Linked DNA regions of Homo sapiens: regions 1 and 2 are each linked to region 3. The links are chromatin loops, found by intact Hi-C in ENCODE. Cell type or tissue: PC-3. All regions are shown on one strand.

Evidence for each region. Peaks named below come from ENCODE experiments on the same cell type or tissue, not always from the same donor. Only the 100,000 strongest peaks of a DNase experiment are listed, where the experiment ranks them.
Region 1: it touches region 3 in a loop (10-fold over the local background); 24 of 110 quality-filtered maps call a loop at or near these places.
Region 2: it touches region 3 in a loop (9-fold over the local background); 5 of 110 quality-filtered maps call a loop at or near these places.

Annotation. Positions count from the first base shown.
Region 1 is chr10:113,517,060-113,525,059 of GRCh38, reverse strand. No RefSeq gene overlaps it. Among named protein-coding and RNA genes, the nearest start is that of HABP2, 32 kb to the left of the region's middle. In PC-3, a CTCF peak has its summit at 3,668 (motif pointing right); a DNase peak (open chromatin) is centred at 3,689.
Region 2 is chr10:113,449,945-113,457,944 of GRCh38, reverse strand. No RefSeq gene overlaps it. Among named protein-coding and RNA genes, the nearest start is that of HABP2, 99 kb to the left of the region's middle. RefSeq lists enhancers at 3,141-3,435, 3,406-3,906. In PC-3, CTCF peaks have their summits at 3,057 and 3,258 (motif pointing right); no DNase peak of the experiment used is centred here.
Region 3 is chr10:113,382,262-113,390,261 of GRCh38, reverse strand. No RefSeq gene overlaps it. Among named protein-coding and RNA genes, the nearest start is that of HABP2, 170 kb to the left of the region's middle. RefSeq lists a silencer at 4,843-4,952 and an enhancer at 7,610-8,000. In PC-3, a CTCF peak has its summit at 4,918 (motif pointing right); DNase peaks (open chromatin) are centred at 4,031 and 4,921; H3K4me3 peaks cover 994 bases; H3K27ac peaks cover 4,001 bases.

The DNA.
Region 1 (8,000 bases), 130 kb before region 3:
AGGGGACAAGGAGATGAAAGGACAGGAGCCCTGAGAAGAGTCAGTGGCTTCCTGAGGATGACTCATCTCTGGGAACAGCTAAGGGAACAGCTCTTTATCTGGGCTCAGGCTCTGGGAACTCAGGACTTAACGGGCAACTCCTTTACCAGCAGAGCCTCTCTTCAGAAGCTCAGGATCCCCACGACAGCCCTTCCCCTTCAAGTCTGAAGCCCAGCCCTGGCACAGGGCTACAGCACAGTAGTTAAGAGTGCAGGCTCTGCAATCAGTCTCCCTGGGTTCAAATGTTGCATCTGCCCCTTAGTAACTGTGAAAGCTGAGGCAAGCTATTTAACATCTCTGAGCATCAGTCACCCATCTGTACAATGGGGATGGTTATTCCCTGATAGGTCTTAGTGAGGATGGAGTAAAGTTGGAACATACCTAGAACAGTTCCTGGCACATAGTAATTGCTCAGTAAATGTTAGGTATTATTATATAGCACACTTAACCCTTCCGCAATACATTGTCTTTCTAGCCTAAACTGGAACCTTCCAGAACCTTCCAGATTTTTAATTTTACCACTGATGCTGGCCATCAGTGGTAAACATTCTCCAAAGATCTCCTCAAAAATAGGCCTGAGGCAAGAAGACCTTCTCTGTTTACTGGCCATGGCTTAGAGATGTCTCCTTTGGTTTGGTAGAGCATCCCCACCTACAGGTCAAGGGGCCCATAGCACAGGTCCACGTGACCCCTCAGGAATGCCTGCATCATGTAAACCGGTAGAAATGGCAAAGACGCAGGAGACCAGACAATGGAACCCTCCAGCCCCTCCCAGAAGAACACACTGATGGACCATGGCCAGCTGCTGTTAATCTATGGATTCCTGAAGCCTCTCCTACTTTGTCCCTTACTGGAGGACTTAGACAAAAGAAATGCACCCTGTTGGTTCATATCAGGTTAGATTTTCTCTGTGTCCCTCAGAGGACTTCCCAGAAATCATGTCAGTGATGAAAATATGCACTGTCTGTTTAAAATCTTTAAAATGTTAGGTATTGGATAGAAGACAATTCTCATGCACTCAATGCTTGTTATGTGTCCAGTACTAGACTAGACTTTTATATGCATTATTTCATTTGGTTACCACCACAGCCCTGTGAATTAGGTACTCTATTATCTCCACTTTATGGATGAAGGAACCAAGGTTCAGAGAGGTTAAGTATCTTGCCCAAGGTCACACAGCAAGGAAGTAGTGGAGCTGAGGTTCAAATCTAGGTCTGTTTGACCTTAGAGTCCAAGTGACTTTATTACCCATTAGGAAATGGAGTCTTCTAATAAAGGAATTGTCCCTCTGACCTCCCTTCTGATTGTTCGGGTATTTCAGTGAAATATGTACTTTCTTTCTTAGCAACAGGGACATTAGGACTCCTGTGCATGAGACTTACTGTTCCCTGTTACCAAAAAAAATTTTTCCTACTCATTTTAGGTGTTATTGTGAAAAGGATACTTGACCCAGATATGCAGTGTCTTTTGGAATAACCATATCGCAGTGAATGCCTCTTAATTAAGCCATGACCTTCGCCCAGTTCGTCTTTTTCCTGAATGTGCTCTTTCTTTTCCTACCCAAACTGCTTTGAGTAAAAGCGAGGCTGGGCCCAGAAAGCATGAACTATTTTTCTCTCTTTTCTTTCTAATATCTGTAGCTCTAGCTCTGGCTCCAGTCTCCCATTTACAGCTGCCCACAGGAAATTGCATAGATGTCCCAAAGGCTCTCCAAATCCACATGCCTGAAACAAAGCACATTCTCTCCTCGGTGCCCAACCACACTTCCTGGTGGAGGTGCTGTTATTCTCCCAGCCTGTGGAGGTCAAGGTCGGAGAAACCATTTGGATGGCACCACTTTCTTCATTCTTAATGTGCCAGGAGTCAGCGCGTCCACCAAGCTTTCCTTTCCAGCATCCCTCAGCAGCTTGTCCTGAGTTCCAGCCCTCCTACTCAGTCCCTTTGCAATCCACCTGGCACTGGCTGCCAGAGATATCTTGCCCCCATAGGACCGTTACCACGGTTTCTTGCCCAGCAGCCTTTGGCGATTCCCTGTTGCCTACTGCTTTAAGTCAGCCTGAAGTCAAGGGGCTCCATAACCCAGCCTGTCTTTAATTTCCTTCCTTTTCCTATCAGATCTCTCACTCATAATTCAACTTCCTTTACTGCCTCCAGCTAAAATGCTCTCCTCCTTCCTCTATACATCTTTAATCTACCCATGTGCCAAGAGCTGGAAAGGTAAATTAGATTGTATGCCATTTTCCCATTCTGCTTAACTGTTATAACTGCCTGGAGCTGTATTATGAGAATAATTCTGAAATTATATTCATGATCTATGTGAAAGAGATCTGTAATCGATTAGTGATGTCTGCCATGCGTAAGGCGGGAAAGAGCGAAGCAAACAGACTCTGGCTAGAGCCAACTGATAGCAGCCTGCCTCCTCCATGCAGCCTGGGACAATGGCAGCCCTATGGATCACCTTGCCCATGACCAATTTATCATATTAATAATAAACACAGGATTGCAATGGGCTCTGAGAAGAAAAATACCTGAGATATCTGCCTTTAAAAAAGCCATGGTGGTGCTGGGCTCGGTGGTTTATGCCTGTAATTCTAGCACTTTGGGAGGCTGAGGCAGGTGGATCGCTTGAGGCCAGGAGTTCAAAACCAGCCTGGTCAACATGGCAAAACCCTGGCTCTACTAAAAATACAAAAATCAGCTGGGCATGATGGCACATGCCTGTAGTCCCAGCTACTTGAGAGGCTGAGACAGGAGAATTGCTTGAACCCAGGAGGTGGAGGCTGTAGTGAGCCGAGATCGCACCACTGCACTCCAGCCTGGGTGACAGAGCAAAACGCTGTCTCAAAACAAAACGAAACAAAACAAAACAAAAAACGAAAAACAAACAAACAAAAAAACAAACCATGTTGAAGAGTCTATTTACCCAGGTTTTTATCACATCTCACCCGGTTCTCTCTCTGCATCAGACAATTAAAAACCTTACTTGTAACAATAATGGCTAGCTTTTATGAGAACTTACTCTGTGCTGGCACCATGCTAAGGCTTGACACATGTCATCTCAGTTAATCATTATAGTTTTGCGAAGGAGGAAGGGGGTACACCTAAAAGGCCATCTTGCAGATGAGGAAACGACATTCAGAGCAACGAAGTGACTCCTTCGAGGTCACCTAGGCAATCAGTGGTGGGGCCAGGATACACATCCAGGGCCATTTGATTCCAAACCTTGGCTACTAGATGAATGGGTATTTTTGTTTATTAGTGTATGGTATTGTTCACTTTTGATGAAGGTGTTAGAAATAGACAGCAAAGTCTCTGAGTGCATAAATTTGTCACACACTTTGTTATATTTTTCCCTTCCACACCCAAGTACCTAACACAGGCCTAAGTCAGAGTTGATGGAGTCTCTAATGCTCTTTTTGCGGCTGCTCAGGCCCTATCAATTGCTGCTTATTATTTATTTTAACATATTTTCAAGGCCCGAGAAGGAGGATCACATTACATACAGTCTATGGGGAACTGGGCTCAAAATGACTCAGGGATCCCAAAAAGATTGTGCTCCAACAGGTAAAAATATCCCCCTGTGGCCTCATTGAAATTGCCAGCTTTTCCAGATGCAGCAGCAACTTTTGGCCACAAGAGGACAGTAAAGACAAGGCTACCAGGACCAAGTCCGACCAGCCTCTCCATCCAGGCTTCACAAGCGAGCAGAGACCTTGGCAGCAATTACTGTTTCTTTTATTATGACCACTGTCATACAATCTTCAGATGAAATGCACTTCAACAGGCTGATGCAAAGATCTAATGACTTCCCTGCAACTTCCAGCATAAACGAAGCTAAAATGGCCATTTATGCATGCATGCATTTGTTCCACCTGCATTTATTGAGCACCTACTGTATTACAAGCACTGTACTATCTAGGGGAGATGATGGGCAAGTACACTGAGAGACCTAGTACAGGTTTCCAAGAGGCATCGGAAGCACCAGAGGAGGCACTGTGCTCTAAGAGAGTCAGGAGGGCATCTCTGAGGAGGTGACATTTGCACAGGGTCTTGGAGAAGGTCTGGGAGCTCACTAAATAGAGATGGCAGGGGCCAGTGCGGGGGCTGGGGCAGGAATCCCAGACAAAGGGAGGAGGGAATGGCAGCCAGAGACATCACTGGAGCGGATATGAATCTTTGTACTGCTTGCTGTGGGCTGGAATTTGAAATTTGATGGCTATTTTTGGAATGAGATTCCTGAAACGCTCCCCTGTCTTCTTCGGTCAGGTTTATAACCATCCATGGGAGTGGAGCTCTAGGCTCTGACTAAAAGGGAGCAATGGGGACCTCCTTTTCTAGAAAGTTCTTGTGATGATAGCCTTCCTGAGCAGATTTGTGGGAGTTTCCAGCCAGACCATTCAGGATCTTCCTCTGGAGCAAGCCCAAAGGGGCCTGTGCAAGGCTGGGTAGGAACATGAGGGGCCCTCCCAGCCCCCTCCTGCACTGGGCTGGAGGCGGGCTGAGGGCCCAGCTCTGTCTTCAGAAAAGCAGCCACAGTCCCCGAGCAGGTGGGTTTCCAGCCCTGCTTTTTCTCCCTGAGCTCTTTTCCCCAAATGGCCCTTTCCCCTTTTCTGCTGCTTAAGCCTTGCCCAGATTCTATGGCAAACAACAGCTATCCTGCCAGTTGACCTGAGTCACTGGGTATAGGAAGGGGCCAGAGCTCACATGGCCATTCAAATCTAGGCTTTGTCTGCATCTTGGCTCTGTGAACTTGGACTTGACATTTAACCTCTCTGGGTCTCTGTTGGCTTGTGGTGAGGTTGACAGAATACAGAGGTAACTGTCTGTATACTTGGGTCCCAAGTGAGGGCCTAAGTTATGGACTCCAACTTGCATGAGTGTCTTGGGGGCACATTAGGTATGTCGGGGCGCTGGGAGCACCTGGGCAAAGGGCTACAACTTAACCTCCCAAGGACCCCATGGGGGAAGTTGAGTGCCCTCCATCCCTCAGTAGGAAATCCCAGTGTGTGAACAACACCTAGACACTATTGGGCAAGGCTGTCACTGCTGTTTCCTCTGGTGCTGCCCCTTAACCCACAAAAGCTGGGAGTTGAGAGGCCTGAAATGAACGAAGGAGGAAGTGCCATGCGGGAGCCGGCCCCTGGGGGCGTTAAAGGTACCCTCACGGCCCCTCTCAGCCACCTCTTCACAGAAGGGACCATTCTCAAAGGGAGCCAGAGCCTGGGCATGCTGGGCCGGTAGAGGGTTTGCCCGGATCGCAGTCAGGGCTGCACCTCCGGCCAGGAGGCTGAGAGGGAGGACATCCACCCAGCAACTGGGGAGCAAAGTGGACAGGGGTGGCCGAGCCCCAGGAGGGGAGAGTGTCAGAGATGTGTGACAACTGAGAGAAGGCCCTGCTGGGTCCATTCATCCTCATCATCTTCTTCATCATCATCATCATCCTCAGGATAAGATATAAGAACAACAATAAAATAGTAACTTCGATTAACAAGCACCTACCATGCCCCGGACATTTTCCACACACAAAATCTTCACAGCAGTACTTCCAGGTAGGTGGCGTCATTGTTCCCATCTTACAGATGAAAACACCGAGGCTCAGAGAGTCTAGGCAACTTGCCAGCTTGCTTTTAGCAGCAAGAATCAGGATTCAAACCCGGACGTACCAAACTTCAATCTTTGGCCTCTTTCCAGTTCCACACTGCCTCCCTGAAAGAATTAGTCACTCTTGATCCAAAAGATTCCCATTATTTTTTTCTTTGATAATGTGGTTACTCTGAGTTAAAGTGACTCTAACTCAGAGGCAGATTCTGAAAACTAACAGATGCTTAAGAGCTAAGCAGTGACAAAAACAGAATCTTGTGTGCAGGAAACAGAGACCAGCCCTGTGCTGCCGGTGTCCCATCACCGCACTTCCCATTCAGTAGCCCAGCAGGCTGGGCCAGATTTGCAAGCCCCCCGTCCCTCCTCATGCTTGCCTGGAGAGTGGACATTCCCTTCCCTGCAAGGATGGGACCTCCAGCTCTAGTCCCACTGAAAGCCAGTGACTGAGAGCCAGATACACCTTGTTTCAAGTCCAAATAGTGGCTGTGTGGCCTTAGGCAGGTTTCCTAACCTCTCCAGGCCTCATATGTAAGATAGGGTATAGCCCGACTTGCAGAAATCTAAGGTGCCACAGGTGATAAAATGCACTATTATTTTAAATACCACTGGAAAAAGTAAAAAAAAAAATGCTGTGAATTAAACTAGGATTTAACGCTGACATGCCACGAATTGTAAGAGACATCCAAATGTTGGTGATATCAAAATATGAAGTGGAGTCTTGTTTTAGAATTGATAACAAAGCATAATGTTCCCCACACTCAGCCTCAGCACAGGGCCTGGCTCAGAGCCATTGAGGGCCAGGGTGGGGTTTTGTTATCTGCATCATCTCTTGTTTATAGGGTCCTTATCAGAATTCCCTCTGCCCCTGGGGGCATCTTCCCAAGCACACGCTCTCTCTGCACTCCCTGAGCTCTCAGGAGCAATTTTTCTCTGGGCAAGAACTTGGACCCAAGTCCCTTCAGAAATGGAGAGAAGAAAGTAACTTTAAAAGTTCTCAGGGAAGATTTGATTTTTCTGTCTCTTTTCTCCGTGAGCATGTCAGACTCCTACCTGGTTCTTTGAAAGTTAGAACATTAGTTGGGTCAGCGGGGGAGCCAAGTAAACTACAGAACTTCTGCAGTTCAGCAAAAGTTTTCTTTCTGCCTAGGCGTGATTGAGCTTGCTTGCTCTTCTATCCCTAGCTCTCTCGGCCACTCGCTTTCTGAATAGTGAAGCTTTTTTACCTTCTTGAAAGGCAGTCACGAGCTGTCTGAAGAGGCAGAAGTCAAATTTGGTGGTTCCCCAACTCTCTGCAGCCCCACAGAGCCACCAGCAAGGGCCCACAAACCCCTGTTAGCTGGTAATTGGTGATTCATTGAGGAGCCAGCAGTCATCCATCACCGTGCAGAACAGCAGCCCAGCCAGAGCAGGGAGGGCCACCATGCCCAGCCCCGCACACCCACCTAATTCCTCCATAGCTTTGACCTCCTGGTCCTGGACCACTCACTTCCCCTTGGCTAGAAATTAGGAAAGAGAGGGCATCAACAATCACAGATGCTTCTGGTTTTGAGCAGGAGCTGATGTGGACTCTGCCATCCCCTACTCTCAGCCACCCACACTCCCTCCCATGGGTGAATGGACCCAACTCACCATCTTACCACCTGCTGCCTGCATGCAGTGTTCACCTGGGCCTCACCTGCAAATACTTCTTCCCTGCGTGTACCCATGTGCAACTCAGAGTCATGGCAAGGCCCACCCGCCTCTATTACGACCATTTGACTCCTTTATTCTCTGAACCACCTGCAAGCCAGTGTTTCTTACGTATGTGTGCATTTGGACAGAGCGCCTTCGCTGCTCCTTCAAAACATTTACTGTCTGACAGATGCAGAATGTTCTGGAGACACCAGTAACAGCTCCCAATCCATGGTGGGAGTCCCAGGCAGGGGAGTCCATAAGTGTTTCATTTTAGTAAAAGTGAACCATATTTTTGCCTTTTGTTTGCCCAGAGATATTCCTTTTTGAGGAGACAAGGAGAAAGAACTAGGTTTAGATCAAGGGAGAGAGGAAGGCAAGTCCCCATGTCGATGGGTGGGGAACCCAGCTGGGCACTGGAGACTCAGCCACAGCAGCCGGCTGGTGAGTCCAGGGAGAACGACTGGCAGGGGCTGGGCCAAAGCCTGGAGTGGCTAAACTCAGATTCAAAAAAGATTTGAGTATTGGCCCAAAAGAGATGGAGTAAATCTTGAAACAGTTGCTGAAAATTAGAAGACAGCGAGATATAGCAAATAATGGACACATTCAATCTCAGTTTCCTGATCTGTTGACTGGGCATGAATGATAATACAGGTTCAAAATTCCTTCCTGTCATTCTGAAATCCAAA
Region 2 (8,000 bases), 68 kb before region 3:
GGGTGGGGATGAAGTGGGAAACCAGGAACGCAGAGGAGTCATCCTTCTCCAACCTCAACAAGTGGAAAGTTCACCTGCTCTTCCATTTCCTCAGGTTAGTGTGAAAAGACACACAGAGGTCTATGTGGACCTATTGTATAAAAGTTGCATGCGACTCTTTCTTTTCCCTCCTTTCTGAGTGTAGGCTCAGCCTTCCAGGACGATGTCACCATGTCAAGAGAAAAGTGAAGACCAGAGAAGAAACGTGACTGGTTCAAAATCACATCTTCTTCTCTGATAGCCAGTCATTCATCTAAATCATGACCATTGTATCAGTCAGAATGGGCTAAGCTATGCTATAGTAACAAACAGCCCCCAAACACAGTGACTTAAAATAACATGATTTATCTCTTTGCCCATCCTCCAAGTTCATCATGGTTGGCAGGGGGTTCTGTTCATCGTAATCACGGAGGGGCCTAGAGTGGCAGAGCAGCTATCATTTCAAACAATATAGTCACTGTATCAGAGAGAATGAGAGGGCTTTGGAGGGTCTAGTGCTCTGGCCCAAAAGTGACACAGGTCACGTCTGCCCACACGCATTGGTCAGAACTAACCACAAGGCTACACAGGGACAACAAAGGAAATACAAGCCTAGCATGGATGGCAAAGAGCTGAGAAATTCGGCAAACAGCATACAGCCTATACATTGGTCCTTTGGGCCCCACCACCCTTCACGCTACCTCCTCTACAAAGCCTTTCCTCATCCCCATAGACTGCATTCTTGAAAGTTCTATTTGTGATGTTCTCACCTGGGAGATGGGGAAAGAGGAAGCATGAATTGTGTTGTTGAACTGCAAGAGCTATAAGCGGGAAGCATATGTCCCAAGTATGTGCTGAGCTGCAGAGGCCGCTTGCTTAACTGGTGTGCCAGGAGCTGGCTGTGTTTAGTTAGTTCTCACCAATGATTGTGGGCAGAAGTGACCTGTGCACTTTCAGTCCTTTGGCTTTTTGCTTTGGAGAAATAGGGTCCCAGCAGGCATGGGACTGTGGTCCGGGAGAGGTCACTAATACCGCATCCAGCATCTGCTGTAACCCTCCTGGGACTGAACCCCTCGACCAGAAGAGCACCCTGCCTTGGGACCCAGGATGGATGCTGGGATGGCAGACTGTGCGAGTTTCTACTTCCTTCTTTGTTATCTATCTCTTTCCTTTATTAAAAATGTGTGGTAATAAAGGCTCAATTTGATTTTCTCATGTGGATGGGCTAGGAAGTCTTGGGAGAAACTGTCCCCTCTGCCCTTATTTTTTTCTGGCTAACTCAGGTGCTACCTGCAACAGTTTCAACCCCACCTCCAAGGTGGAAGAGCCATCTCTTGCCTCTGCCTTCCCTTCTGAGTCCTGGTATAGATTTCTTTCATGACATGCCTCAGTCTCCACTTGTGTTCAGTAAGTTGCCTGCATACTTGCACTTCTCCATGGGCTGAGACTATTTCAAGGACAGGATGACATCCTCTAACTCTACCCCAGAGGGAGCCCAGTGCCTAGCAGAAACTGTTCCCAGCCTGGATTCTCACATAATATTTGTTGACTAAATATTATCAGTGTCAGAGTGGGAAAGTGTAAGGCCCAGTGTTGATAGTTTTTAAAAGCCCCCTAGGTGATTTGAATGAGGAGCCAGGATGAAGAAACACTGTCATAGTCCAATACCCTCATTTCAAATGAGACAGGAGAATGGGGTGTGGGGGCAGGGAACCTAAGGCTGATTTGCACTGACTTCCTGGAACTGAATTGAAAGGAAAACCCCAACTTTCCATGTTCAAGTAACAAAACGATCAGAGGCTACTCCCTTTGCACTCCCTGCTTTCTATGTCATAGATGAAAAAATGGAAAGTCCTGTTGCGGGCCTAGTCTTCATTTGCATACAGGTGAAACTTTGTAACTTCACTTCAGTCTCTGGTCCCCTCCCACAATCAATCAGACATTTGCATAGGATGTAACTTTGTAATTTCATTTGCGTTGGATGTAACTTCACCTTCCATGACCAATCAGACTGGTCACGGGCCACCACTTCATTTACACAGGGTGTAAATCAAGTAGCCAATGAGAATCCTCTAGAGGGTATTAAAACCCCAGAAAGTTCTGTAACCAGCACTCTTGAGCCACTTGCTGAAGCCCGCTCCCACTCTGTAGAGTACACTCTGTGGAGTGTACTTTCCTTTGAATAAATCTGCTTTGGTGCTTCATTCTTTCGTTTGTGCATTTTGTCCAATTCTTTGTTCAAAACAACAAGAACCTGGACATCCTCCACCAGTAACACAAAGATGGGGAAACAGACTCAGGATGGGGAACGGACATTTGCCAGGGCTTCACAGCTGGGGAATAATAAGGTAGTTGCTTAAACCTCAGCCTGCCTTCACCTCTGCTCCCTAGTAACTGTATATATGCCACAATTGGAACTCCATTTCTGCACCTCTGACACCTAGCACTGGGCAAGGGTGCTGAATAAAATAGGTACGGGATAAATTAATCCTGCTTCCAAATCTACACAACATTTGATTTAATTTTTATTTAACAATTATAATGCACCAACACTATATAAATATTTTACAAATATCACTGAATCCTTAAAACTATCCTTTGTGGTAATTACAACTTATTTCCCTCATTCTATAGTTGAAAACATGGAGGCACAGAGAGGTTAAGCAACTTCACCAGGGTCACAAAGCTACCAAGTGGTGGAATGGGGACTCAAACTCAGGTTAGCTAACCCGAGGGTCCAAGTGCACAATAACTACACTCTGTTGTGTCTTGTTGCACCAGCGGGGAGGGCCCCTTACCACTGTGATTCCAACAGCTCAACTCAGTAACTCTGTGCTCAGCAGGCTCCTGTAGGGCCCATCTTTTTGTTGTTGTTGTTGTTGTTGTTGTTGTTGTTGTAGCACCTTAGACTTTGTGCCCAGTTTCCTTTTCTGTCAAAACTTACCTGCCCTGTGCCCCACCCACTTCCCTCAGGGACTTGTTGTCTACAGACCAGATAACTTCCGGAGAGCTGGGAGGTGCCAAAGGTAATGATTTTCAGTGTTGACAGTTTTACCTCAGGCTGGCCCAAAGCAGATAACACACCTGGGGTAGCAGTGAGTGGGTGGTATAGGCGGCTTAGCATGTGGCAATGCAAATGCACACAGTCTGTGTGTGCTTATTTGGAGCAACATCTTCTAGGAATCAACTTCAAGATCAGCCGGAAGGTGCCTTGCTCCGGCCTGCAGGCGCCACAAGATGGCAGCATTTCTGAACATTCCAGATGGGCCCGGGGCCGCGCATCAGGGTGTCGGGGGGCCTTGGCCCTGTGTCAGGCGCACATCCTCCCTTAGGTTAGGAGGATTAAGAGTCCCGACCCCAGGATGCTCTCGTCTTCAGCCAGAGACAGAGAGAAGGGATCCAGAGCAGAAGGGCCGGGTCTGCCTGGTGCACATTCAGCTGTTTCAACAAAATCAGTCTTGAACCCAAGTGCCTGTTGGCCGGTGGCCAGGTTGGAAGTTGGGCTGGATTGTCTTTGTTTATCTGAGAAATGAAGGCTTTGGGGCCAGACGTTGTGTGGGGGCCAAGGAACTTTGTGGTGCTTTAGAAAGTTCGTCCCTGCCAGCCTCAGTCTGTGTGCCCCAGAGGACTTCATCGATGGGGCATGGCCGGGCACCAATGCCAGCATTCAGGCTCCCACCCCACTGCCACCCCGCACATATGCTCCCATCATTTGGTGTGAAATAAAGGACAGCTTTTTTTTTTTTTTTTTTTGCCGTGAAAACTCTTCCTGGTATCTGACTTACACACCTCATTCATTCATTCGTTTTTCAATAAAGATTTATTCAGCACCTTCTATGAGCCTAGTGTTCTGCCAGGTCCTGGGGACACAAGAATGACTATTCTGCTGTCAGGGAGCTTGCATCTAATGGGAGGGGGTAGAATTAATCAAGATTAATCAAGAAGTGCTGTGTAGGGTTCTCACTTATAAGTGGGAGCTAAACATTGAGTACCCCTGGATGTAAAGATGACAATAATAGACACTGGGGACTAGAGGAGCAGGGACGGAAGGGACCAAGGGCTGAAAAAGTAACTACTGGGTACTATCCTCATTACCTGGGTAATGGGATCAATCGTACCCCACACCTCAGCATCGTGCAAAATACCCATGTAAAAAACCTGCACATGTACCTCCTGAGTCTAAAATAAAAGTTGAAATTATTTTCTTTTAAAGTGCTATGTAGGAAAAGTGTAGGGTGTTATGGAGGAGACTCTAAAAGATTCGTCACTTATTAGCTGTTGACCTTGGTGTGTGGTCTCTGAGTTTTGCAAGAGGATTAAAGAATTAATACATGTGAGAATGTGTGGCATATTGCGGATTCCAAATGAGTGCTGCCTGCTATTTTCGTTACTGTTATGCACCCACAGTGCCAGGGGGTACTAGTCACATGGACTACGCATGCAACTGATGTGGCAGCCTTGACTTAACCTCTCAGAGTCTCACGTCCTCATCTGTAAAAAGGAATAATATTATCGGTATCACCACAGGACTGTGGTGGGCATTAATGAAGTATGGAAACAGTGTTAAGTATTTAGCTGAGTACCTGGTGTCTGCTATGATTATTGGATCTAGATGCCACAATGATCAAAGCTAAATATACAGGCTTGAACCCGCATTTGGAGTCATAATTAAAGCCCCAGGCTGCCTTTCAAGATGTGTGTTTGGCTAAATGATGGCCAATTTTCATCTAATAACTCCTTCCTCTTTCTACTACCCGAAGGAGTTGTTCAGAGAGTTAACTCAACTGAGTATCAGTGCTATCAGATGCTATCTAAGACCATTCAAGATACAGTCAGTGCCCATCTCGATATAGCAGGAAAAGGACTTGTCCAACCATCTGGTGAGTCAAGTCAGCAGAGAGTCAGCTGAGGGAGGAAGGAAACGAGGCCACTGCCTTGGCTGAGTGTCTTCTATGGTGGGGCTATGGGTCCTGATATACGTCACCTCGTGTAACCCTCATGGCAGCCCTGAGACAGAGGCCCTTGTATTAGCATCCCCATTTTACAGATGAGGAAATGAAGGCCAAAGGCCACACAGCAAATATGTGATGGAACTGGGCTTAAACCCAGGTCAGTCTGACTCCAAAGCCTGAAGTCTCCTCACAGCACAAAGCTGTGTTAACTGGTTTGATGAAATCGACTAGAATGTTACTACTTAGCTTGTCCCCAAGCCAAAAAAAAAAAAAAAAAAAAAAAAGGCACGTAAATGTTTGTTGAATTGGGCCAATGCCCAATTCAGTCCAAATGGGCCATCTGTCAGCTCCGTGTGTGAACAAACTAGGATGCTAGAAAACTATGAAATGGCTATTCTACCAGCTTTTATGATGCTGTTTGCTTCTGACCAGCCCATGCTCAACTTCCCCTAGGTGAGCTGACTTGGGTGGGTGGATTGCTAATCTGTGGGACAGGGGGTCCCTGAGGGCTTGGACCCCATTCCAGCACTGTTCCCAGCTCATCTGAGCTTGAGGAAGGTCTCATTGTCTCAAGCCAATCAGGGGTGAAGTTAACCCCAGTGAGACCCCTGAGGGAAGGCCCTTTTTAGGTCACAGGAGAGGGAAATACTAATGTCTCCAAAGAGCTTTCTCTACTCAAGCAGGACAACAGTAACATCCACCAACCCTGCTGAGCTGAAGAAGGTGGGGTCTCAGCTCAGCTCCGCATGCAAGGTGCTCCTGCGCTCTTCTTGCCACCTTGGTTTTTAGGACATCCTGGCAGAGCATTGGTTGAAGTGGTTCTCTAATAAAGAAAAAAATATATTGCCAGAATATTTGAGGTTGGAGGGTTTGGGTCAATGGGGTATCAAGTATGACTCAAACAGCTAACTTATTTTCCCCTCAAGACATGTTCGGTAACTTGTAGTGGACATCTGATGTTTCTGCCGGCCCAGCATCCATTCCCACCTCTTCTCATAATAGCATCCTGAGTTTTCCTTTGGGGGCCACCCCTTCCTTACTCTCCGTTTTCTGGTCTGAATTAGTCCAACTCCATTCACCATCTCTGGGGATGGGCATGTGACACCCATCCTCTGAAACAGTCACTCCTCCAGGGTGTGAAGCCCAGGGAAGATCCATACATGGACTTCACACCCTGGAGAAGTGATTGTTTCAGAGGTGGGTATGTATCTTCAGCCAGACCCAGAGAAAATCAATCCTGAGGTTTTGCTGGAACTGGTGGACAATGTACTTTCTGTGGAGGCAGCTAAACTGTTTGCCCCTCAGCCTGGAAGTGCTGGTGGCCAAGTTGCCCCCACATGGGGAGAGCCACCTGAGACTGAAGCCAGCCCAGAGGAAAGCAGGCAGAAGAGAAGGTAGGACAGAGAATCCCGGTGACATCTTCTAAGTCTGACTATATGGACTTTCCCAATTATGTGAGTTAATATATTTCTTTTGGTGTGTATACAAGTTTGAGTTGAGTTTCTGTCTCTTAGACCTAAAAGCATCCTGTGTAATGTAGAAGCATTCCCAAAATAGATCAGTAAATTGGGTGCTGAGATTACAATGAAAATTTTATTGGAAATTTATTTGACACGTAATATCAATCACGATTGTTTTACGCTGTAGATGTAAGAGAAATCATGCTATGAGAAATTTAAGATGTAAGAGAAACCATGCACTGCCTGCTGATCAGAGTCCATCTTCTACCCAAACACCAAGGCAACCACCTAATTGGTCATCCTGTATGTCCTCTTCTAACCCACTCTCCACCCAACCACCAGAACAGCCTGCCTAGACCTCAAATGTGACCCCATCATTCTACGGCACTGTGCAGAGAGCCAGGACTCCAAAGGGTCTAGTTGGTTAAACCTAAGCTCCATGGCATGGCAGGCCAGTGTGCTCTGCAGGAATAGCCCCATCACACACTCTCAAACCTCTTTGTTCATCCCTTCCCACTTGATAGGTTGTGTTCTGGCACTACCAAAGTGCCTGCAGTTATCACTCCCATGTATCCCAGGAAACATCTCTCTCTCCTTTTGTTTTTGCTGAGCTCTCTGCCATTCTTCTTTGCCTCATTAACTCAAGCTCCTGAACGTGTTCTGAGGAACACTGGTTCTGCAAGATGCTGAAGCTTTTGTTCTATGAAATAAAGGGGTTCCATGGTCAGAAAAAGTTTTCAGAAGTGCAGAGTTAGAAAAAGTTACATGGGCTTTTTATTGCAGGACTTCTTGGAGCCTTTATTATGTTAACGTGCACTGTGGCTCCCTAAGACCAAATCTCATTTGATCACAGACTCCTATTTGCCTCAAATACTTGTAACTCTCTGTTGTATCTGGGAACATAGTAGAGGAAAGCTGTCCCAGGCAATGACTCACTTTATGACCTGAAACAAGCAAGTTAATTTGTTCATTCAAAGAACATTTATGAGTACCTAATTTGTGTCAAACTGAAAAGTAATGGGGAGATAAAGAGGAATGAAACAGAGTCCCTTCCGTGAAAGAGATCGGCTTTTCCTGACTGTACTTTCTCCAATTGTCACACTTGTTCTAGTTCTCAACAACCTTAGAAGGCAAACACAATATATCTGTAGCCTTTATAGGAAACGAATTAGGTAAAAACATATTAGATAAAACCTGCAGAGAAGTTTCCGGAGGGCTTTCAAGTTGACATCATTTGTATGGTCTAAATTACAGTGACAACGCCCTTACTCACTGGGAGAATGTGGCTAAACCTGCCATCTCGAGGTGGAGGGTGATCTTTAAGAACGCTCCATAAATGCTTGTTGGTCTTTTCCTACCTTGCACCTTGCCTAATTCTCATTTTTCCTTACAAAGTCCGTCTTTGTCATGGGAGACCCCCTTTTATTTTTAATCTTTTCATTTTTGTGCCTTCCTTGGACTAAAGACAATTTTGCACCTTTCCTGTTCAACCCCGTCCACCCAAACTTTAAACACCTTTCCAAAAATATTCAATCACCTTTTCTGCCTACTGTTTTTTGATTCAGTTGGA
Region 3 (8,000 bases):
GTCTGTTTGTTCACTAGAAGAAAGCATCTATGCAGATATTGAAACAGCCAAAGCGAGGAAGAACTCCATGATCTCCCCTCGCCTCACAGACTTAAGCCAGGAAGGCAGTCCAGGAATCCACAATAAACAACTGCAGCTGGCCTGTTCTGTTTCTCGCACAGTGGACCTGAGTTCTTTTCTAGAATCTGTTCTGCAGCAGGGAAGGTAAAGCTGGTAAGCCGTGGAGGGACCCAGCCAGTGGCTTGTAGGTGGTCAAGCTAAGGAAAGCCGTGGGCTGGTGATGCCCTATGAGTTAGGAGTAGAAAGCCATCCTATTTGCTAAATGCAACTCAGAAACAGGGTAGACCCTCTTCATCTCTGCACCGGCTGTCCACCCAAGTGAGGTGACAACACACTGCAAAGGCAGGGGGCTGGTCCTGTGGTTTCCCATCTGGTCTTGTTTGCCTTTTGGAGTTTGGCTTCTTTGACAGACACATGGAGAACAGCCTTGTCATCTTGAATCAGACAGTCGGCCCCCATGCACGTGAATATGTGTGAGATTTCACGTGTTTGCTAGAGGAAAGAGGCCATGGAGAGGGAGAGAAGGCACATTTACATTCTCTGCCAGTGTTTGGTTTTTTAAAGAAAAAAAAATAGACATTTCACAAGGCATGCTATAAACCAAGGTCAGTTTTCCCCTTGCATAGTGTTGAAACTCGAATAACCCAAAGCAGCAGGTGGGGAGACCCACCTGATTCATTCAAGAGGATTTTCTTTGCTTATTTACTCTGCCTACTAACATCTCACAACAAGTCCTTCCTCACCGTGATTTCGGGGAAGGACGGTATTTGTATGCTATTTTTAAAATCTATTCTGAGTAATACAGTCTATAACCCACATGCCAAGAACCAAAAAATGAAGTGTCTTGAAAGCACTGAGGTGAGTATTTTAAAATATGGTTATTTTTACTTTTCTGTGTTATTTGACTGTTCACAGGAGGCACGAATCGCTTCACAAAGACAATAAAATAATTGTAAAAAAAGAAAGCAGTCATCATAAAGACTGCCATGGACACAAAGCTACATCACTAATGACCATGCAGCTGGAGACGGGAATGAGAAAGAGACCGGGAGTGGACGGTGTGGTTAGAAGGACAGCCATTACTCTCACACCTGTAATCCCAGCACTTTGGGAGGCCGAGGTGGGTGGATCACGAGGTCAGGAGATTGAGACCATCCTGGCTAACACGGTGAAACCCCGTCTCTACTAAAAATATTTTAAAAAGTTAGTCAGGTGTGGTGGCGGGCCCCTGTAGTCCCAGCTACTCGGGAGGCTGAGGCAGGAGAATGGTGTGAACCCAGGAGGAGGAGCTTGCAGTGAGCCGAAATCGTGCCACTGCACTCCAGCCTGGGTGACAGAGCAAGACTCTGTCTCAAAAAAAAAAAAAAAAAAAGAAGGACAGCCATTACTCTCCAGCCACCCCTTTTTTGACATGGGAGATTCCTGTCGTTTAGAATTGTTCTACTCAAGGGTTCCTACCAATCTTAGCCATCTTGAGAAGTGCCACTGTGAAATTAGCTAAGAGGCATTCTTTCTTTCTTTTCTATTTATTTATTTATTTATTTATTTATTTATTTATTTTTTGGAGACAGAGTCTTGCTGTCATCCAGGCTGGAGTCCAGTGGCATAATCTCGGCTCACTGCAACCTCTGCCTCCCGGGTTCAAGCATCCAAGCAATTCTCATGCCTCAGCCTCCCAAGAAGCTGGGATTACAGGCATGTGCCACCATGCCTGACTAATTTTTGTATTTTTAGTAGAGACGGGCTCTCACCATGTTGGCCAGGCTGGTCTTGAACTCCCGGCCACCTAAGAGGCATTCATAAAAATGGAACAGTGTGCTGGAGTTGACCAAAAACTTCCATTTAGTAGCTCCAATTACCCTGTGGGATGGCAATTATCATCCTCATTTATAAGGGTTGAGACTGACATTCTGAGAAATGAGAATATTTTAGCTCCTATAGCTAAGAGGGAATACAGCTAGGTCTTCTGATTCCATATCCCATCCCGCAGTCTTAAACTTAGGCAGGTGCCAAAACTGCTTTGTAGTTAAGCCTGCAGGCTCTCATGCCAGTTGGCCTGGGTGGAAGTCCTAGCTCCGACCCTCACTTGTTTTGCTGACCGTGAGTAAGATACTTCAATTCTCTGACTCTCAGTTCCCTCATCTGTAAACTGGGAATGACAATAGCAGGGCCCAGTTCACAAGGTTGTCAGGGAACTTGAATAAAATGATACATATAGAGAGAGCACTTAGCCCGATGAAGGGCCCTCACCAACATCAGCTCTCATCACTAACTCTTCCCCTTTCACCCTATCCTGCTCATCATAAAGAAGACCAACATCTGTGCTCCAGGGTTTGTGTGTGTGTGTGTGTGTGTGTGTGTGTGTGTGTGTGTGTGTGTGTGTGTAATTAAAGCGATCCCTAAACTTGAGAATTATTGAGCATAAATGCATTCAAACTATTCATATTTTCCATACTATTAAGATTTCCTGGCATATCAATCTTCTTTGTGGCAGAAATCAATAGTCACTGTACTTACTGAAAAAGGTCTCTCCAGACCAAAACCCCTGTGTCCCAGGGCTGGGAAATTGGCTCCTAGGAAATAAACTCTGGCCTGCAAACTTTTCCAGACTTTCCCCAAATCCCCAGTTGAGTAAAATAATGAGTCAGGCCCTCTAGGACATTGTCATACACCTTTTGGGGCAGAATAAAACACTTTAAAATAATTCCACAACTGAGGAAAAGGTATAAAGAAAACATCTGGGAGGGAGGAAGGGAAGTAATGGTTATCCCCAAAAGGGTAGGATGTCTGTAGGGGCAAGGATGGTGACTTTTAGTGCTTATACATTTCAGTAATGTTTGAATTTCTTACTACAGCTATGTATTATTTTACAATGAGAAATTTTAAACTGACCCCATTCCTAGGCTGGTGGGGATGGGGTGAGGAGGGTAACCAGTAGAAACTGCCCCCAGACCTTTCTTAACAGAGAAACTCTTAACTTTTCCTACAGGAAGCCCTTCCGGGTGCAATTCCTTATCTCAACCTCTGCAACAGTGCCTACCAATGTTATAGCACTTCATTCATTCAGCCTTTCATTTGTTCATCCACTCAACAGCTATACTTTGAACAAGGCCCTGTGGGAGGCCCTGCGAGGCAAAGACAAGACAAGCGAGTTGCCTGTCACACGGAGCATGGGCTGGCAAGGAGATCCATAGTAAACCTCCAGTCCTGCACTCACCCTTAATGGCATGTGCTTGGATAGAGATGAGACAAGGCCCAGAGGGGCACATGCTGGAGAAACTGAACCCCAGCCCAGAGGTCTGGGAAGGCGTCTCTGGGCAAGAGACCTTACAGCTGGGAACTGAAAGATGAGAAGCAGCACTGACCAGGTGAAAGGGGTGGCAAGACCAGGAGTGTCTGGGCTGAGCACCCAGGCAGGCACTGAGATGAGAAGAAACAGAGCTCACCAAGGAAAATTGAGGGAACTCAGCCTGCTGGAGAAAGGTCCAAGGAGAGATCAAAGAAGCAGGAAGGGCCAGATCACCTGATGCTTTGCAGAATGTGGGATTTTAAACTTTACCCTAAGAACAGTTCGAAGCCACTGAGATAGGTATCCCTGAGGACTCCATTTGTTCTCCACTGTTTTTGTTCACTTCCACTCTGACACACAAGCTCCTAGCTCCATGCCTGGCAATTAACAAGAGCCTAAAAATAATCAGCTGGATGGCTGAACCCAGTCACCCCAGGGAGGGAGAACCTGCAAGCAAAGACCATGACCGCACATCCGACATCTCACCTCTCTCCCTCCTTTTGTCTCCCCTGATCCAGGCCTGCAAGCTGAGAAGTGTACAATCCTCACAACAAGGAGTGATTGGCAATCAGGTGCAGAACTAAGCTATTTCTTTCACCACCACAGTCCTTCCAAAATGTTCCCAACTGGCATCAGATATTCTCATCCTGACCAGTGAGACAACCCAATGAAAACTGGTGACTCAGAAAGGGTAAGCATTTGTCAAAGGCTGTACAGCAAATCCCCGGGTGCTTGGCGAGTCATGTCTTGGCCAGTTGTCAAGGGCAGTGTCCCCTATGTCATTCCTCAAATACATATTTCTAGGCTTAATTATATGAATTTACATTTCTTTGGCTCAAAAAAAGTAGGTATAGGGGCATTTTCAATGCTGCACACAACTGAAAGTAGATTGAAACCATCCCGACCTCAAACAGAATGTCAAAGCAGTTGGGTTTCTGAGCAGCAACAGAATACTTTTTATAGAATGGGAAGTCAATTGAGAAATCATAAAAAATTAGAGTTGGGAAGGACCTCTGCGCTCACGAGGGTCAGGTCCCAGGGGCTGCTGTAGAATTGTTCCCTGTGGTGAAGGGTCTAATGTTTTGTCCACTCAAGTTTTAAATATCTCAACCAATAGCTCACCCCTGGGGACACCTCTCCACAGGGCAATAGATCTTGCTGTCAGGGCTTTTTTCCTGCTATTCAATCTCACTTTTCCTTTCCTCCACTTCATCCCATTTGTCTTTGGCAGTAATTTAGACAAGAGTGTGCTGACGTTTGAAAACGAAAAGCCCTGTCTTTGCCTTCAACCTCGTTTTTCCAGACCCTTCTACCTACGGAAACTTCAAGATCTGGCAGGGAGAGAGGGAGGGAATGAGGAAGAGAGGCAAACAAACAGACTGGCGTGGGTTCTGGAAGAAGCTATCAAAGGGCCAGCCCCCAAGGCCTTGAACCCACAGGTGTACAGGAAGAGAGGGCACTGCTGCTCCGGAATGTGCAGATTATAGAGGACCTGACTCTCAAAGGCAGAAAGTCACCGAGTTTTCTAGGCAGTCCAGAGCTCAGCCACCTCTTGCTATGACACATTAGACAGAAGGTGGCAGCATAGCACCAGGCTCTGTGTGCTCAGTGGCCCTGTCCATCGCAGCACACCCCAACTGTTCGGCTTCCAAACTCCACGAGCAACAAAACCCAACCGGCTGGAACGCCGGGCTTAGGCCAAGAGTGAGCTGCAAATCAAGGCCCTGGCCAGTTTTTTAAGTCAAATCCCAAACAGTTAGGATTGTGTGAGCACAGTCCATTTTCTCCCCAAGAACATCTTGCAGCCAGAATGGAATCCAAAAAAATAACTGCAGTCCTGAACAGCGGTGTTTGTCCAAGCTGATCTAAACACATAAACTTACCGTCTCGTCTGGTGTTTTGTGCACAAATTTTTGTGTTTAAAGACATCTGGGGTTAATGCTTTTTTTTTTTCTTTATTCTTTCTAGCCCTTGGCTATTTATTTCTGAATTTGTCTCTGGTTTTCCTGTTTCCCTTTGCTTATTTTTTACTTATTTGGTAGTGTTTGCATGTGGTTCTTCTGAAAGCAAGGATCCACAGGCTACGCATTTCTCACTTGGAGCTGAAGTCCTGCTGGGGAACCAATTATATGTCCTACCCACCAGGGAGAGTGTGATATTTTTTATTACTTTCTAATTTCAGGTCTTGAAATGGCTTCAGTGATCAGAACATTCTTCTGCTTAAGAACCTAAAGGGGCCAGTGAAAGGATGCTTTTGATTTGTATTTCATTTAGAATGGTCCATACTCAACCAAGTGTACTCCAAGGATTTCCATGGGGCCTCAGAGGCTTGAAGTGGGGAAAAGCAAGACAAAGACAACAACAAAACTTTCTCGCTGCTTGCCTTATCATACTGGGAAAATGCCGGCTACTTGGGGAAAGTCTTTCTTTGAGAAGTTGGTGAACTGAGAAAAAAATGGATAGAATTAGAACAAAACAATTTCACTGGATTCTAAGTCTATTTAAACTACAGTAGTAAATCAAAACCATACCTCTTTCTCATTACTCATGGCCCGATAGTAGAGCCTCCTAAATGCTTATTAAAGCAAAAGCAAGAAGTGTTTCATTTCTAAATACATTCACAGGAATCCCCAACAAGGTGGTTGCTTCTTTCTAACTGTTGTTTGTTTTATGCTTGTTTCTCTTCTTGAAAGAGTTATCATGAAACGGAAAGGCTTAAAAGGGGGGTGGGGGTGGGGGTGAGGGTCCAAATAGGCTCTAATGAGGAAGAAGGAAATAAAAGTCAAATTCTCCCCGAATGTCTGAATTTCTATTTATTTATCTTTGCAATAAGAGAGGATGCCTGACAATCCGGAACTGCTCTTGGATAAAACGAATCATACCAAACAGCTAACAACCCTGCAGAATAGCTCAAAGCCCAAATTATGAGCTATTTCAAATCCTTTCCACTTGCCATGGGGGTCTTGACTGAGTTTTTTCTTTTTTTTTTTTTTTTTTTTCTTTTTTTCCTGGCTCACATGCTTAGCCAGGAGGTGATTCTGAATGTTTATCTGAAGTATCTCCCTGATATTCTGGGGGGACTTTTCTCTCAAGCAAAAGCTCTGCTGAAAAGAGGAGCTTGTTTTAATTCTCATTAAGTTATACCCAGTATTGTGAACCTTTTACTAGTGAACAGTTAATTTTAGTGAGACGGACTACAAGAAACTGCCATATATAACCACGCTCAGTGACAACATTTTACAAAATGTGAGTCAAACATAAACATTTATGACTTTCTAATAAGCCAGCTACCATATTTGCTATTATATGACGCTCTGTTAAAACAATCTTTTCTACTTTTAAATAGAGATCCCATGAGAGCAAAAATGTTTATCTTTGTTGTGTATAGCTTCCTTAAGTACCATTTTATCATATTATTTAAAATTCAACAAATTAGCAGCCAGTATTTATTATTTAAAGAAAGGGTGTTTCTTCAAAGTTTGTCTGAATTAAAAATCACAAACCAATCCATCTCCCTTCTTTCCTTCCTTCTCTCTTTCCTTCCGTCCTTCCTTCTATTCATTTTAAACCCAGCAACTAGATTTTGTTGGGTTTAAAAGGTCCCTAAAAAGTTAGTATTCCTTCAGGAATAAATATTTGTAGATTACTTGAAATGGCCAGCTTCCTTGACTGGTCTTTAGGGAAAATACTCTTTGTAACTTTGACTAAAAAGACAATGTTCCCGATCAAAATATAATCTGGGTCTATACTGGCAAAGAGAGTTGAACCAATATGTAATGAATGGCAGCATAAACAAATGAATGAAGGAATACGCAGACAGGCATCAAGCAGAATCAAAATACTCAAAGCAGCCAGTTAACTGAGGCACTGAATTTCCTGGACAACTGTCTCAATTCCCCGGTTTGCGTGGAGGCTCTTGCCTATAACCAAGTAAGCACTTATGCTGCAACCTCTTGCCTCTTGCAAGAGACAACAGATTGTTAGCCTCTGGGAAGTAGCACTATTTCAATCAACCAATTTGGCATGTTGTGTTTTACAGTTTCTAAAATTAACACAGAATCCAAACAAAAACATGGCTGGTGTGGAACTATATACAGAGAACACTGTCATCTGGTTGCTTCGAATCTGTTCATTATCAAAATTAGCTGTCTTGTTTGTCCTACTCCCATTTTTGAATGCACACCATTAATTAACCAACCTGTCATTATGTGCTGGTAATGACCAAGTTTTCCAGTATCCCAGTGTAAATACAGGATTTTACAGGACTCCCAAAACTAGGAGGAAAGGAGAAGGTGGAGGAGGTAGGGGTGGCAGAGAAAGAGGACATTCACAGGTGGGACTCAGTATTGCTTACAGCTACCCTTGCTTTCTAAAACAAGGGCTGCACGCGGAAACAATGCTGATTTATTCCCTTGCATTGAGCAAAGCTAAATTTTTCCAGGCTTCACTGAGGAATTTTCTTCACAATATCTGCATGAATTATGAAGCTGACTTCTAACCAGATGTCGGGTGATCTGCCCTTCCTGTTCTCTGAGGATGAGACACATCAGTGTTTAACTCATCATGCCCCTCGAGTGTGTCTCATTTTTCAACCCATTCTCACTTGGAGGTTAAAAAGGAATTGGGGTTTCTTTTTAAGTCTCTTTGATTT